2 separate regions of the Homo sapiens genome follow, and region 1 is linked to region 2. A link is a loop called in an ENCODE intact Hi-C map of the cell type or tissue named here. Cell type or tissue: endothelial cell of umbilical vein. All regions are shown on one strand. Links, peaks and the distances in the headings refer to the core of each region. The heading gives the core; the rest is flanking DNA.

Evidence for each region. Hi-C counts contacts between places; a loop is a spot of excess contacts. Peaks named below come from ENCODE experiments on the same cell type or tissue, not always from the same donor. Only the 100,000 strongest peaks of a DNase experiment are listed, where the experiment ranks them.
Region 1: a loop joins it to region 2, with 11 times the contacts of the local background. A loop is called at or near these places in 38 of 110 quality-filtered maps.

What each region holds. Positions count from the first base shown.
Region 1 is chr5:116,067,011-116,069,937 of GRCh38, reverse strand. No RefSeq gene overlaps it. Among named protein-coding and RNA genes, the nearest start is that of COMMD10, 17 kb to the left of the region's middle. In endothelial cell of umbilical vein, for the core only: a CTCF peak has its summit at 1,704 (motif pointing right); a DNase peak (open chromatin) is centred at 1,717; H3K27me3 peaks cover 180 bases.
Region 2 is chr5:115,886,753-115,889,679 of GRCh38, reverse strand. The region is part of intron 3 of AP3S1 (adaptor related protein complex 3 subunit sigma 1); the gene reads right to left. Among named protein-coding and RNA genes, the nearest start is that of AP3S1, 46 kb to the right of the region's middle. In endothelial cell of umbilical vein, for the core only: no CTCF peak of the experiment used is centred there; a DNase peak (open chromatin) is centred at 1,449.

The DNA of each region.
Region 1 (2,927 bases), core at 191-2,690, 180 kb before region 2:
ATGCGCTTAACATGTAATCCAGGTTGTCTCTTACCATTATCCAGCATGCATTTATTGAATATCTACCTTGTGCCAAGCTCTGTGCTAGGGATCTTGCGCTTAAAAAACACAATCCCTTCTCCTAAGCTTCTAAGGAACTTACACATCAGTATGAGGCCACAAAACAACAGTGAAGTGAAAAAGTGTCATGATTCATCTGAATACAGGGCACTGTGGATGCTCTGAATACGTAACGATAGCCATCATTTATCAAGTTATGTTTGCTGTGTACCCAGGATTGTTTCTGATGCTTTACAAGCATTATCTCATTAAATCTCACAGCAATCTCCTTTTAGATTCTTGCATATACCATCACAGTAAGTGATTACACCCTTACCTCTTTCACATTTGTCTTGTTGTTTTAACTAGTCTGACACCTGGCAGTTCAGCTCTCTCCCCCAGCTCAGCAAAGTTTCTGATGGTTGGTCCCTGCTTCATGATGTGTGGCTACCCAGCTCATAAAACTGGCCTGGTGCCTTTTCTTCCTGAGGCCAACCTTTTCTGCATTTTCTTAGATCTAGTGCCCCCCACCCCCCTTTTTTTTTGCTTAAATTAGCCAGAGCTGTTTGCAGTTGAAAGATCCCAGCTGACGTAAACAATAAGTGTATGATCACATGATCATTAAAAGCCAACAAAGATATAGAAAAGAGAGAGATGATAATGTTTCATACAGTGCTGTTCCTAAAGAACCCAGGGAAAAGGGATCCATCCCAATTGACTGTCCTTTAACAGGAGAGAAAGTTGTTTCACTGAAACTACAAGAGTGGAGGCAAAAAAGAGGTATGGATAGAGACTCTTAGTAGGATTGGGGGCAGGAGAAAAAATCAGAATGTCAAAGTTATGTATCGGATGGTCTCTATCATTTCCAAGAAAACAGCAATATTGAGAAGAGGATAAAGAAGTCGGGAGTTAAAAAGGCCAAACGTTTAAATAGCTGCTTTGGAGAATGGCCGAGGAATTGACTGGACTGAGGGAGGCATTGTTATGGCAATATGGAATGGCATCAGTCTCTATAACTGGGTACCTTCACCACAGACAGCTTGAGAAAGAGACATAGCAGGAGTCAGGCCTTTTATCTAAAACATTTTCTAAACTTCATTTATTGTGCTAAATGTATCCTTTTTTAAAGTTATAATGTTATAACAGTTATAATGTTAAAGTTTTTTGAAGTATAAATTTGAAAAATTAAATTGAAAAGTTTAAATAGTGCCAGGCATGGTGGCTCACACCTGTAATCCCAGGGCTTTGGAGGACTGAGGCAGGAGGATCATTTGAGGCCAGGCATTAGAGACCAGCCTGGGCAACATAGCACTCGAGCCCTGATCTTAAAAAGTTAAATACAATTAAAAGTTAACCGGGCGTGGTGGCTCTCACCTGTAGTCCCAGCTACTCAGGAGGCTAAAGCAGGAGGATCATCTGAGCCCAGGAATTTGAGGTTACAGTGAGCTATGATTGTGCACTCCAGCCTGGGCAACAAAGTGAGACCCTGACTTTTAAAAAAAGAAACAAAATCTTGAGAAAATCATCTTTTATTCCAAAGAAAAGATAAAAATCTCATGGTACCCAGCCTTAAATAATCTTTTTGAAAAAATTCCAAATCCATTTGAAAAAGTGGTCTTGATTTTGTTCTGTGTAAAACCTAAAGTGCATATAAATGGCCAGCAGAGGGAGCCAAAACCATTCATGTATTTCCTCTGTATATCGTTTTTAGGAAAATGTATGATTAAAAATTACAAAATGCAAATAACCCTCATCATTCAAGAATATATGCAAAAATCATAGAAATCATATATTTAGTGCTACTCTATGCCAAGTACTGTTTGGAAAATTCAAAGCTAGAATGGGATTCTAAATGTGAAGCAACTGAAAAAGCATTCCTTCCTCTCACTCTCTAGGACTTTTTTGGGATTCTGTTTTTGTTTTTTTCTTTTTTCTTTCTCTAGGACTTTTTGTAGTAACTCCTGAAAAGCAAAGTAATTTCTGTTCTATTGAAGTGGGAACAATTTATGAGTTGTATGGACACTTTTCAGTTCCTATTGCTGAGAACACAATTGTTAGCAGTGTGTCGAAAAGAAACGGGAGGGCCTTAGCTCACACCTCTTAAATCAGGCTCTAGGTATCTCTCAGAAAACAGAAGGAATAGATTTTTTGTGGAAATTTATTGAAAAGCAATTTGCCGCAACTACACTATACATGTCTCTCCATTTTCTGGACAATAAGTGTATTAGTTAGGGTGTTTTGTTTATGAGTAAGAGAATCCAACTCTGACCAACTCTGGCTAACTAAGGGGGAAAATAATTTACTGAAAGAATGCTGGTTAGTAATGTCCTTTAAATAATTTATAAATAAAATTTGAGGAAAATGGTTGATATTTAAAAATGACAATGTATATATTTTATATAACTATGTTCACAAATTTGAAAATTTATATAAAATAGATAACTTATAGAAAGATATATATGTAATATGTAATACATAAGAAAAATAGAAGAAAACAGAATATAACTGTTTTAAAAACAAATGTGTTATTGAAAACCTTCCTATTAAAAAAAAGAGAGAGAGAGAAAGAAAACAACAAAAAAAAATCCCTTCAGGTCCAACTGGCCTCACTGGCAAGTTCCAATAAACATGTGAGGATGAATAGTTTCACTTGAAACAAAGGCTTGTAGAGAAAAGAAAGTGGTCACCATCTCCTTTTATGTGGCGAGCATCACCTTGACATTAAAGCCCAACAAGGACTTCCATTTGCAGAAAAATGGAGTAGGGATGCTTTTTTGCTATTCTTCTCACTACATACAGTTACAAACTCTGGACTTTACGAATAAAACAAATATAAGATGACTCTGAAAGGCAGAGAGAAGGAGGCAGACTGGTTAGGGACCTGGGAC
Region 2 (2,927 bases), core at 115-2,614:
TATATAGTCTAGCTACAGTCTTTTGTCATATGTATTACAAATACCTTTGCCAGTTCTGTGGCTTGCCTTTTCATTCTCCTAACAGTGCCCTTGGAAGAACAGAATTTTTCCATTCCAATAAAATCCAATTTTTCAGTTTTCTTCTTTGTAGTTAACATTGTTTTATGTCCACTTTAAGGAATCTTGGCTTACAGCAAGGTCAGGAAAGAGATTCACTCAGAAGAAAACAAAAGCTTTATTATTTTACTCTTCATGTTTGGACCAAATTTATCTGAAATTGATTTCTGTGTATGACGTGGAGTGGTCTTACTTGATTTTAAATCATTATTAGATTTACTAATCAGAATACAATTTCCAGTATGCCTTTATTTTTTCTTTCTTAATTTTTCTAGTTCCATTGATTACCTATATGTTGCAGTCATACTTTTTTAACCATGAGAAGACCATCTTGGTAAAAATGCTGTCTAAATAGTTCCCCTTCACTTACATGTATTTATAAAAGATCAGCAGAACCTACTAAATGTGCAGATTATATTGGGCAAAAAAGAAAAAAAAGTTCGTGATAGCATTAAGTGTGCCTCTGGTAAAGTATGGAGTGGTAAAAAACATGGGTTGCCTATAGAGGCAGCACAGTACTGTGTTGAGGATACATGCTTTGAAACCAGGAAGACATACATGCCTTCAAATCCCTGCTCTGTGGCCTCAAGTATCATTTAACTCCTTTAAATCTCAGAACTATAAGATAGAGATAAAACTACTTACTTTTCTGGATTATCATAAAAATTGAGTTAAACAATTTAGATAGAGTGCCCAGCACAGTTCCGAAGACCCATTTAATAAATGGCAGCCAGAATTATTTATCTGGCTGTTCAAAATACATGATAATTATAAAATTAAAATAGAAATAGAAAATTATAATTCTGCTGATAAATACTGATATAAAAGGAAGATAACTACATGCCACAACTACCAAGACACTGTAATTTGTTAACTTAGGAAGAAAAAAATGCTGTCCACATTTAATCCAGAACAATATCACATGTAAAAAAATGTGAATACTATAAAAAAAGTACCCTGCAACAAAATGTCATTATAACTGCATGTTATTAATTTATGAAAAAAATTCTTAAAATTTAAAGCACTCAGATACTCTGTTCAGTTTTAAAAAATCAACAAACCTTCTTCAAAAGACTTTCTAATTTTCTTTTGATTTAGCAAAAATTATTTAATATCATCAGAAATCTAGAGCCCTAAGGTCCATCACACACTGATGATCTGTTACATGCACAAGGCCAACAAAAAACAAATAACTGACAATCTGAAGTGAAGAAATTAAGGGGGAAAAATTAGAGTCTCGATGGTTCTAACCATAACAACAATAAAAAAATTGCTGTTGCATTATTATTTCACAAGTAGAAAGATAAAAGGAGCTAAGACCTAGAAGTATCATAGTAAACAGCACCCTCTTGTGCTTCAACTTTAAAATGATATAAAGTTTAAAGCCAATTTCAATATAACAGGTATCTAACTACTACTGAGTAGCTACTCAGGTGCCAGGGATATAAAACCAAAGACCTAAACTCTGTCCTCAAGGAATTCAAAAGCTGGTGGGAGAAAAATTACTTCCAATTTACAAAAAGAATAATATTTTAAATTGTCCTGCATTTTAATTACCTAGTATTCAAAAAATAAATATAAAAAGTAAATAGATTTCGAAAAATGCCTCCTCCAAATATAAAGAGTCCTCCTTTCCCATGCTATTCTAGTTATAAAACATGCTTGTGTTTTCTTTATCTTTACATCCAAGCCACAAAGAGTAACCTATACATCCAGGCCACAAAGAGTAACAGGTATCTATTATATGACAGCTTTGTAGTTAGTACTCAAGAGCACAAACTTTAGCATGTGTATACTTAAATTCTAGCCTTGCCTCTAACTCTGAGATCCAGGGCAAGTTATTTAACACTAAGCCTCAGTTTCTTATCTGGGCATAATAATGGTAACTATATCATAGAGTTGTTTTAGTGATTAAATGAATAAATATAAAGGGCTTACAACAATGTCTCACAAAAGAAAACACTCAATATACATTAGCTAGTATTATAATACCAAACACACGGAGAAATAAAAATGTACACAAGATAAAATAAAAATACCACAAATTACCCTTAAACAATACCACTTATTTGGCAGACCCCTTTTTGAGTTTCTAAGTAAAAAAAAAAATTGGTTTCTGGGTTTAGAAATTTCTGTTAAAATTCAGGAGAAACAGATCCTGCTGTTTTGAATCTACAATAATAAATGAAAAAAAAAAAGGGTTACACTGACATGTTATAAGATACGAAAAGTCTTTAGTGCAAAAATAGGAGGCATAAATTTAAGGATACTAATATGCTGAAGCCAAAAAATTATTTTTTTATCACCAGCAAGATGTTCTAGAGAGAAATATCTTGGTTTAACTCAAACCAATAACTAAAAAATACCATTACAAATATTGAATGTACCAGCAGAGCTAGGGAAGACAAACTGAACGTAAAATCACATCATTTACCTTTGAAGAACAATTATGAATGTAGCCTAGGTACACTCTCCAATAGGTACCCACTGCATGTACTATTAAGAATCTTTAAAGTATGGTGTTTAAGATATGTAAATAGCACTTGACTCAATATATGACTGCATTCTGGACTGGATTTCTATTAAACCTCACTTGGACACTCACATGCCAGTGATGACAATGTTAGCAAAAACAGTCATTTATTGTGCATTTACTATGTACCATGCACTTAACACATAATGAACTCAACGTCAATATAGAGAAATTAAGAGCTGAAGAAAGGACCATCTACCTTCTATATCATGTCATAATAATTCTGAAAGAGTTTACATTAATGATTCCTTCTCTGTGATTTATAGAAAGTTAATTA